2 separate regions of the Homo sapiens genome follow, and region 1 is linked to region 2. Evidence: chromatin loops called from intact Hi-C (ENCODE). Cell type or tissue: endothelial cell of umbilical vein. All regions are shown on one strand. Each heading gives the region's core, and the rest is flanking DNA. Links, peaks and the distances in the headings are about the cores only.

The links. Hi-C counts contacts between places; a loop is a spot of excess contacts. Peaks named below come from ENCODE experiments on the same cell type or tissue, not always from the same donor. Only the 100,000 strongest peaks of a DNase experiment are listed, where the experiment ranks them.
Region 1: it touches region 2 in a loop (11-fold over the local background); 9 of 110 quality-filtered maps call a loop at or near these places.

What each region holds. Positions count from the first base shown.
Region 1 is chrX:49,882,136-49,887,555 of GRCh38, forward strand. It overlaps USP27X (ubiquitin specific peptidase 27 X-linked), which reads left to right. Exons shown (of 1, transcript NM_001145073.3): 1 at 1-423. Among named protein-coding and RNA genes, the nearest start is that of USP27X, 5.4 kb to the left of the region's middle. In endothelial cell of umbilical vein, for the core only: a CTCF peak has its summit at 2,324 (motif pointing right); a DNase peak (open chromatin) is centred at 2,326.
Region 2 is chrX:50,202,368-50,207,787 of GRCh38, forward strand. It overlaps CCNB3 (cyclin B3), which reads left to right and starts at 2,398. Exons shown (of 13, transcript NM_033031.3): 1 at 2,398-2,583. In endothelial cell of umbilical vein, for the core only: a CTCF peak has its summit at 2,332 (motif pointing left); a DNase peak (open chromatin) is centred at 2,234; H3K27ac peaks cover 1,785 bases.

The DNA of each region.
Region 1 (5,420 bases), core at 293-5,292, 320 kb before region 2:
CTTTGCCAGTTTCTTTGTATTCGTGATTTTTTGTGCTATTAAATGCAGTATTAAAACAAGAAAAGCCCACCTGGGCTAGTGAAAGGAGAGGAAATAAGGGGGCTTGTAAAAGGGGAGCCGTCGCTCCAAAAGTAGAGAAGACAAGAAATGCTGTAAGATAAGCAACCAACGCAGACAGGCCTCAGCTAAGAGTATAGTGTGTGTGTGTTAAAAAAAAAAAAAAAAAAAGAAAAAAAAAAGCTGTATGATATACTTGAGCAAATCAATGAACCTCTTTGCGATTGTTTTATCATCTGTAAAATGCAGATAATTCCTACCTTAAAGGGTTATTGTTAAAGATAAAATGATATAAAAATGTGTCAAAGTATAAAGTAAAAGGCTTGGAACTTTGTAGGGACTCAGTAAACGTTTGTTGGATCCAAACCTGAAACTTCTTTGGACCAGGCCCAGAATGCATCAGAGGTGGGGGTCAGTCCTGCCTGAGACCCCTGGACAGAAGGGACACACATCATGTCACATACAGTCACACACACATTCTCCACAACTCCCTCCCCAATGCTGTCTATTTAGAGTACCAAGGCAATGAACTCCACTTTTGTCCCTTGTGTGCAGGGCATCACAGTGGGTGCCACCTGGGATTGGGGGTGGAAAGGACCACAGCTGTCCCATAAGGTCATTATTCTGTCCTTTTGGAGGACAGTCATGTTGCTTTCATGATTCAGATCCCAGTGATGGGACTCTCATGGCCAGTAGGCTGCCAGGCTTGCACACGAGGGAATTTGGTGGTCTTCGTCTTCTAAAAACATTATGGGTTCGGTTGCTATGTTTACTCACAGGCACAGATCAGTAGAAAGACTGTTTTCCAAAGTTCACTGGCCCATCAGCCCAGGGATATTGATAGAGTGGCTTGTTGGCCCCTTCCCTGATACTGTCAGAGGGCAGAGCAGCCTGCAGAGAGCTAAGCCAAAACAGATGGGATGAACCCAGGATGGGGTAAGCACTATGAGTCCTTCTCTCATCAGCATCAGGTACAAAAGTAATTGTTACCTAGATAATCCTGGAGGGAAATTGAATGCGTATCACATCCATGGGGCTTGGATCCACTGGCTCTGGTAAAAGGCTGGGCTCCCCATTGCTTCCCAAGTCTACTTCATGGTCAACTCATTTGGAAATATATGTTTATTTACGTGGCTGTGGGTGCATCACAACTAGCTTATAGGCTTTTTTAGGACAGGAGTTGTGTCTCCTCTTGTACCTTGGGATGCATTCTCATTCCCTTAGCTCCTGTCACATGGTAAGTAGGTATTCAAAACATTTACTGAATGAATGAATGGATGGATGAGTTAATGAACCAATACACCTTCCTTTCATAACCGAGATTTCATTAACACCTAGGGCTCATAATTTTCAGGAGAAAATGTAAAAAGTTGTTATTTTTGGTGTCTTGTAGGATGGGGGAGCTCAAGAGATGGGTGACTTTGGATGGCACTTGGCAACTTCGTGCAGGGTGTCTGACTACCTTTTGGGATGGGTCTGGTATCCCTACCTGGAAGAACACAGCCATGTCCTCATTCTTCATCTCTGCCAGGGGAAGAGTCCAGGCAGGCCTGTGCCACCAGATCCTGACTGCTTGCACAGAAACTGACCTTTAAAAATTTTAAACATTTTTATTTGGAAATCATTTCAAGTTTACAGAAAAGTTATAAAAAATAGTATAAAGAGCATCTGTATGCTCTATACCAGATTTACCTGTTGGGAAATTTTACCTCATTTGTATTATCATTTGCACATGTGCACTCTTTTATAAATGGGGGTGTGTATTTTTGAACGATATGAAGATAAATTAATTACATATATCATGGCCCTCCATGCCTAAATATGTCAGTGTGCATTTCCTAAAAATAGGCATATTCCCCACATCACTACAGTAGAGCTTCAGAAAATTTAACATTGATAGAATACATTAATCTACGATTTGTATTCCAATTTTGTCTGGTGACCCAGTAAGGTCCTTTATAGCATTTTCCCACTCTATTGCAGGATCTGGTTTAGGGTGAAGTATTGCATTTAGTTGTCATCTCTCTTTAGCCTCCTTTAATCTGGAACATTTCCACAACCTTTCTTCATCTTGTATGACATTCACATTTTTAATAGCACATTCCTCATTTTGGGTTTGTCTGATACAGAAAACCCTTTTAAATACCCTGCACTCAACCATAGTTCTAAGAGGAACTCACTGAGAGCTATGAATGGCAAGAGATGCTGAACCTGACCTCCCTGTCTCGGCTGGTGGAAGGCACAGACCGCCAGGGGGAGCAGCTGTGCTGGGCACTTTCTAATTGAACCTCATGCCTCCTATATCTGGAAAACAGCATTGTCCCTTAGCAACAGGGCAGCCATTCAAGGCCAGTCCTATGCCCCTACGAGTCACTAACCCCCAAATTGAGCAATGGAATGTAACAGCAGCCAGAGCCTGCCTTCAGATCATACCATCGTGGAACCCAAGGCATCATGTATTCAGCAGGTATGTGTTAACCTTGAGCTCAAACTGAGATCCAGGCATGTTTGAGAATGTCTGGCACATGGTCAGGCACCTCCACGATTAGGGCCTTTAGGGGTATCAGGAAGTAGCACCCTTGGCACCTTCACTAACGTTCCCACGGTGAGCACAAATACAGCAGTGGCAGGGGTGGGGAGGGAAGGGGTAACTAGTTCTCAAACAGCTTCATGGTCAGAGTACACAAAGATAGGGGCCCAGAATAAGTAAGAAAGAACATGGGAGATGGTGAAAACGGATTGGTTTGTAACCTACTGGGGACTTGCAGACACAATTGGGTTATTTTTCATGTGGGCTGGAGTTCCTAGATGAGCAGATGGGACAAGAACCAGTGAAATTTAAGCTAATTCTTTTTTTTTTTTTTTTTTTGAGACAGAGTCTTGCTCTGTCGCCCAGGCTGGAGTGCAGTGCAATGGCGTGATCTCAGCTCACCGCAACCTCTGCCTCCTAGGTTCAAGCAATTCTCCTGCCTCAGCCTACCGAGTAGCTGGGATTACAGGCGCCCACCACCACACCCAGCTAATTTTTTGTATTTTTAGTAGAGACAGGGTTTTGCCATGTTGGCCAGGCTGGTCTCAAACTCCTGACTTCAGGTGATCCACCCGCCTTGGCCTCCCAAAGTGCTGGGATTACAGGTGTGAGCCACTGCGCCCAGCTAAGCTAATTCTTTAGCAGAGACTTCATTTACATCCACATACTGTTAGGACTGGGAGACTTGGTTCGTATGTAGGTTTGTGATCTGGACTCAGAGGGGCACAGGTGAAATATGGGTGCTCACAACTGGGGGCATTAACCACCCACAGAGTTCAGAACCATGTACCAAACAATGAGATACTGCCCTGTCACCCATTACACATTTCTTCCCACAATTTCGTGGCATAATTTGATTAGAAATCCAGGACCCTGCCATTTACCATTTCTTGGAGTAGCCAGATGCTAAAACTGACTCTGGCCTGCAGGTCACATTGGTAACTGTCTCACTTATTCACTGTCTACAGGGAATTCTGATCAGGGACGCCATCAACCAAAAGGCCTTTTTCCGATCAAGAAACAGAGTGGCCCCCACGCAACTCTTACTTTCAAATCCAGTAGACCTGGTGCCAGAAACCTGTGTTTCCTCCAAATGTATGTTTCACACCCAGAAACGAAGGCCCAGATCCTCTGAAAGTATGTAGCCCAGCACTCACCACAGTGTGTCATTACACACTTGCTCTGCAGGTGAGACCCAGTGCCATTTTTAAACTCTTATATTGAAGTATATCAAATATACAGGAAAAGTGCACATATCATTTATAACTTGATGAATTTCTACAAAGTAAACATATCCCTGTAAGCAGCATCCAGATCAAGAAACAAAACATTCCCCAGAACTCAAAGACACCTATCTTAACTTCTTTTCACTGTAGATTAGTGTTGTCTGTCTTTAGACCTTCTCTAAATGCAGTTGTTCAGCATGTACTCTTTTATGTCTGGCTTCTTTTGTTCGATAGTCATTTTATGAACTTCAGACCTCGAGTCTTTTTTTTTTTTAAAGTAATACCCTCTCAGAGAGGAGAGAGTGGGCTGGCCTCTGTGAAATGAGATCAGCCTGAAGTCTTTTTGTCAAGAAAAATTAGGAGGAACTTCATTATTTCTGTCTAATGAACTAAGAGTAGGAATCCCTACTCGTCCCTGTGATTTATTTGTTTGTTTGTTTGTTTTATTTATTTATTTTCTTTTGAGATGGGGTCTCACTCTGTCACCCAGGCTGGAGTGCAATGGTGCAATCATGCAGTGTCGACCTCCTGGGCTCAAACAATCCTCCCACCTCAGCCTCCTGATATTGAATCAATTCGGAGGGACTCAGGCCATTGCAAAGTTGTGTCTTTGCCTTGAGAATGTCTATAATCTCACTCAGGTACAAGAAAGTGTCTCAAGAGTGTCTGTAATATCACTCAGGTAAAAGAAAATGGTGGATGGAAAATAACCTTCCAAAGAAGCTTGGGTTAATTTAAGCACCCAAGAAATGTTAATCTTGGGCAACACTTCAGCCTTGTTCCAGTAGCTCCTGAATGCAATATTCTGGTAATTTCTCAAACTTTAATATGCATCAGAGGTCCTCATGTACCAAGAGGGCTCATTAACACACAGATTGCTGGGTCCCACCCCCAGAGTTTCTGGTTCAGTAGATCTGGGATGGGGGCTTGAGAATTTGCATTTCTAACACATCCCCAGGTGATGCCCATACTCCTAGTTCTGGGACCACACTTTGAGAACCACTGATCTATTCGTTATCTCACCTTCCTGGAGTCCAAGGAGTCTATGAAGATGGCCCAGGGAGCACCTTGGAGAGCACTGCAGGGAGCAAGGAAAATAAGTTGGTGAGATCAGAACTCTCAACCCCACTTCAACCAGAGAAGCTCTCCTCTTATTTGTTTGGTATTTGGGGGTTCCAGGTAATACTTGCAGAAAGGGTTCTGCTACTAAACTATTTTAAAGTTGAAACTCACTGTGGTAAGAAATTTTAGACCCCAGGGGAATGATATACTTAAACGACCTGGTGGTGTGTCTGGAAAGTAATCCAGCCTGCTACAGAGGCCTGGCCTCATGTGCACTCACAATCTAGATGGTCCTGAGGGGAGACTTAATTTCTTTAGAACTTAAAGAAGTGGATATTTATGAGGATGGAAATGATAAGGAAGAATGCTTAATTATAAAAAGGTGCCAAATTGTGTGTATAAAACATGGTTTCTTCTGGCAACACAGCACACTAAGATGATATAACTAGTGCCTCGTTCCCACTACAAACATAGATTAACACTAGATCAACTAGAACAAAAATTTACATTTCTAGCTGAGCTTTAAAAAATAAAAATCAAAATCT
Region 2 (5,420 bases), core at 281-5,280:
GCCGAAAGTTGCAGTTCTTATAGGCCAAAGTTGAGGCCTAGCTGAGAAGTGGGCTTAGAGAAGCCTGACTAAAGTTTGATCATGAAGAGGGTCTTTGTTGCTTTTCCTATACCATCCTTTTGTCAAGGGGCAACTTTTGATGATTAAAGACAAAGTTGGAGCTCCTGTGTCTGGCTCATCTCTGTGGAATATGAAGCAAAGGAAGAAAATGTTTACCTATTCTCCAAGCACAAGAAATCATATCTCTAAGAGATTAAAAATAAAACAAAACAAAAACAAAAACAAAAACTCTGTGTCTCCCAGCCCGGAAAGGAACAACCATGATTCATGCCTGGAAAATGTCTTAGTAATCCCCAGATGACAAAGAGAGAACTACTATGGATGATTAGAGCACTCTCCCAGGGCACCTGAATCCTGTCATCCTGGAGGCTAACCAGGAGCAGGTAAGGGCAGCATTTGGATGTGAAACCAATGAGCAAAATGTAAGGGAAGAATCAAGGCAGACCTGGCTCAGTCATAGGTCACGGTACATTTACTGCCTCTTCCTTCTCTTCTCGAGGCTCTCAAATTGGTCTGTACTGAGTAGAGGGGGTGGAGGGCAGGTGAGGGATAAGGGATATTCAAATAGTCAAAGTAAGGAATATATTGTATTAGTGTGTGAAGGTGTGTGAATAGTCTGCACTTAGGTTTGCCTTTAATAGCCAAATATTGAGATATTAAACACAAAAGCCTTGGTCATCATTTTTTTTCTAAGCACCATCATCTATTTTGTAACCTTGTTTATTCTACCCAAACTTCTTCTCTTTCACACAAACTTGTGAATAAGAGTGCAAATCAATACTTTAAATACACTCTCGGTTTGCATTTGGCTAGAAAAAACTATGAAGATAATAAAAATGGGACCTGCGTTTATAATATAATTATCATGAATAATGGCAAAAGGAAATTAAATGAAGTGAACCATCAGCCTTCATGAAATCACTGTCTGTCTGGTAGTCTTGCTGGGTGTCTTCCAGCCTCAGATTTAGCCTACCTTTTATGTGATGACACAATGACCATTTAGAAAATGGGCAGTGATGCCAATGATTATCAGACATCATTTACTGTGGACCAATATAATTGGGAACACCACTTCTTTTTCTCCTGATTTGGTTTTCCTGCCATGAGAGTACACAATGACATTTAGAGCAGCTTCATGCAACCATACTAAAGTGAAAAATTAGTCATTTTGAACATCTTGGCAGTGGAACTGTATAATTACTTCTGTCAAGTGTTTGTGTTTTGTCTGCATTGTACATATTTTTTCTTTCCTATGAGTGATTGGAGGAGTGGAGGGGGAAAATAAAGGACTTTTAAAGTCTATAAACATTATCATAAAAAAATTTCAGGGGGCAACTGCTAAAGATAAGTGGAGTCTTAGGAATGTTAGGGGTTCTTTTATAGGCAGGGGCTTAATTAGGCAGCTAAAGTTCTGTTCCATAACCTTGCGGTAGAAAATGACTTATGGCTAATTTTGAGGGGTGGGCTTGGCTTGGCAGTGGCTATTTCTGGTCAGGCTCTTCCCTTTTATAATTATGAAATTTCCTTCCCCTGATTTCCTAGAACATTTGCTTATTGTCAGGATAATTCATCTGACATTTACTAAATCTGGCCTTGTAGAGTTAATTACCTTTTCCTATTCCTAGATTACCTACATTGCAAGCCTAGAAGGTTATCTATCTCTTTTTCATTGCATCCACCACAATACTGGGCACACAGGTGGGCTCAAGACACAAGGTTTTGGAATTTTTAGGGCAGAAAACATAATTCAGAAATCACAGCGTCATGGGATCTGTAAAAATGACCAAAAAACTTGGTTAGCTATCTGAGTGGGCAGGCTTCTTTCCCAGAGCAGTAATTGTCACACTTTGGCGTGCATCAGAATCACCTGGAGGGCTTCAGTTTCTCATTCTACGGGTCTGGAGTGGGGACTGAGAATTTGCCTGGTACTGTGTATTACATGCATTATCTCAATTCACGCACAGCCTTATGAAATGCCTACCACTTTAATTATAAATGACTCGCTGGAGCGCAGAGGCCACGTGACTGGTGGGGGTGCTTGGCAGCACTGGCCACTTCCATCGTCTTGGGGGTGGGGGTGGCGGGGCGCGCGCGTGTGTGTGTGTGGTGATTAGCATGCCTTTTATTTCTTTCAGGGTCTGGAGATAGAAGAGAAATTCCCTGAGAAAAAGAAAAGTAGAAAGGTATTTACTCTGATCTTCTGGCCCCATCTGGTGGTTTTAAGTCTGACTAAAAAAAAAAAAAAAAAAAGCGCTGATTCGTGATCTCCCCCTGCTGGTGAGAATGGTGGGGTCAATCCGGCCGCCTCTCGTACCAGTTGTTCTGAGGTGCATTTCTGTGGAAGCATTTCCGTCATTCTGAGACAGTTGGGCTGAGGCGGTTGGTCGCCTCTCTCTCTCTCTCTCTCTGTTCCTCATCTACATTTTGATTGGTTTATTTTTGTATTGTTTTCTTTCAGTTTCCGATAGGTGGAGAACATTCTGCTAATAGCTTTTCTTCCAGTCCATTTGTGGCTTGTTAAAGGTACAACATGTATTGTCAGTCGTGACGAGAGCTTTTTGCCTTATATATTGATTATATATTATAAATATAGAAGTATATCCTGTGTCAGGCTGGAGATGTGGGAGGAAAACTGGCTGAGGGAACTAGCCTTTAATTAGTTTATTTCCTCCCTGTCAAACCAACAAACTTTTCTGGAACATCTGAAAAAATAACCTTTAAAAAGTACTTCAGGCTGACCGTGGTGGCTCACGCCTGTAATCCCAGCACTTTGGGAGGCCGGGGCGGGCAGATCACCTGAGCTCAGGAATTCGAGACCAGCTTGACCACCATGGCGAAACCCCGTCTCTACTAAAAAGACAAAAATTAGCCGGGCGTGGTAGCGCGCGCCTGTAGTCCCAGCTACTCGGGAGGCTGAGGCGGAAGAATCGCTTGAAACTGGGAGGCAGAGTTGCAGTGAGCCAAGATGGTGCCACTGCACTCCATCCTGGGTGACAGAGCAAGACTCTGTCTCAAAAGAAAAAAAAAACTTAAATATACAGTTACTTGGTGACAAAATGTTTATCCTGCCCTGCAGATAGTGTATCAGTGAATGAATGTATTAAACATTACAGCTGGGTGCAGTGGCTGCGGCAGGAGGATGGCTTGAACTGGGAGGCAAAGGTTGCAGTGAGCCAAGATGGCGCCACTGCACTCCAGCCTGGGCGACAGAGTAAGACTCTTGTCTCAAAAGAAAAAGAATTAAATAGCCAGGCGCAGTGGCTCACGCCTGTAATCCCAGCACTTTGGGAGGCTGAGGCAGGCGGATCACGAGGTCAAGAGATCGAGACCATCCTGGCCAACATGGTGAAACCCCGTCTCTATTAACAATACAAAAATTAGCTGGGCATGGTGGCATGCGTCTGTAGCTACTTGGGAGGCTAAGGCAGGAGAATCACTTGAGTCCAGGAGGCAGAGGTTGTAGTGAGACGAGATCGTGCCACTGCACTCCAGCCTGAACGACAGAGTGAGACTCTTGTCTCAAAAGAAAAAAAAATTAAATAGCTGGGCACGGTAGCTCACGCCTGTAGTGCCAGCACTTTGGGAGGCTGAGGCAGGCGGATCACGAGATCAAAAGATCGAGACCATCCTGGCCAACAAGGTGAAACCCCGTCTCTACTAAAAATGCAAAAACTAGCGGGACATGGTGGCATGCGTCTATAGCTACTTGGGAGGCTGAGGCAGGAAAATCACTTGAGCCCGGGAGACAGAGGTTGCAGTGAGCCGGGATGGCGCCACTGCACTCCAGCCTGGCGACAGAGCGAGATTCCATCTCAAAATAAATAAATAAATAAATAAATAAAATATACTATTACTTGGTAACAGCTGGGCGCTGCGGCTCACTCCTGTAATACCAGCACCTTCGGAGGCTGAGGCGGGAAGAAAGCTTGAGGGCAGGACTTTGAGACCAGCCTGGGCAACATAGCAAAACTTCCGTCTCTACCAAAAAATAAATGAAATAAAATAAAATTAGCAGTGTGTTGTGGTGCCCGCCTGTAGTCCCAGTTACTCGGGAGGCTGAGGTGGGAGGATCACTTGAGCCTGGGAGTGGGAGGTTGCAGTGAGCCGAGATCATGCCACTGCACTCCAGCCAGGACGACAGAGCAAGACTGTCTCAAAAGAAAAAATAATAAAAATGAAATATAGTATTACTTTATGACAGCTGGGCACGGTGGCTCACTCTTGTAATTCCAGCACTTTGAGAGGCTGAGGTGGGAGTATTGCTTGAAGGCAAGAGTCTGAGTTTGAGACCAGCCTGGGCAACAGAGCAAAACCTCCATTTCTACCAAAAGAAAAAAAAAATTAGCTGGGTGTGGTGGCGCGTGCCTGTAGTCCCAGTTACTCCGGAGGCTGAGGTGGGAGGATCGCTTGAGCATGGGAGGTTGATGCTGTAATGAGGAGTGATCTCGCCAACTGCACTCCAGCCTCCTGTGCCTCTTGCTCTCAAGTCAGGATGATGAATCGGGGTAATGACTTCATGTGGTCACTAGGAGGTCGCAGCTGTTGGAAAACGTATTCCCATGCAGTAGGAGAACACCCCGTAAAAAAGCCGTCTTGAGAAGGTGTTCCTCCAATTAAAAGGGAAATTGGTGATTTCTCTTGACAGAATCACTCCCCATCCTAAAAACTGCATTTTTGTGTATGTCGTATTTATTGATACATTTCCTTAATATTTCCATTATGAAGATATGTATAGGTTCAAGGAAGGCAGTAACTGTCTCTGTGTACAACCTAGCAGTGGCTCATGTGCTTAGACACTCAGTAACTCTTGGTGATGTTGAGATGATTATGACAATAGTGATGGTGTTGATTATAAGAGTGGACTCAATCATTTGTGTCTTCTGAAATTCTCAACAGTTTTACATTCACCTAGTGAATTTATAAATTCACATATCACATTCTGCCTTGTGGTGTATTTGTTTCATTATGAGCTTTATCTTTCCAAAAACAGGACTTCTTGAAGAGAATGACTGTGTTTTGCCCATTTTCACTTACCCTGCTAAGGGTAGCACAGGTTCATATATATTAGCAAATGCCTAATGATATTTACATAATTGAAAATAAGTGGTAATGGTTCTTCAAGAATTGCTAGCCCCAGGACCACATAGAAGTGCTTGGTCAAGGCCAAAAACATTGGGTCATCCTGATCCAAACTGCCTGGATTATTGTAATAACTGGCTAACTGATTCCACTGAATCTATCCTTGCCACTCTTCAATGTAACAGTTTTTAGGAACTGATATACTTTATTAGCTACTCTGTTATTTTTTATAATAGCTTTGTTGAAATATGATTCATATACCATGTAACTCACTCATTTAA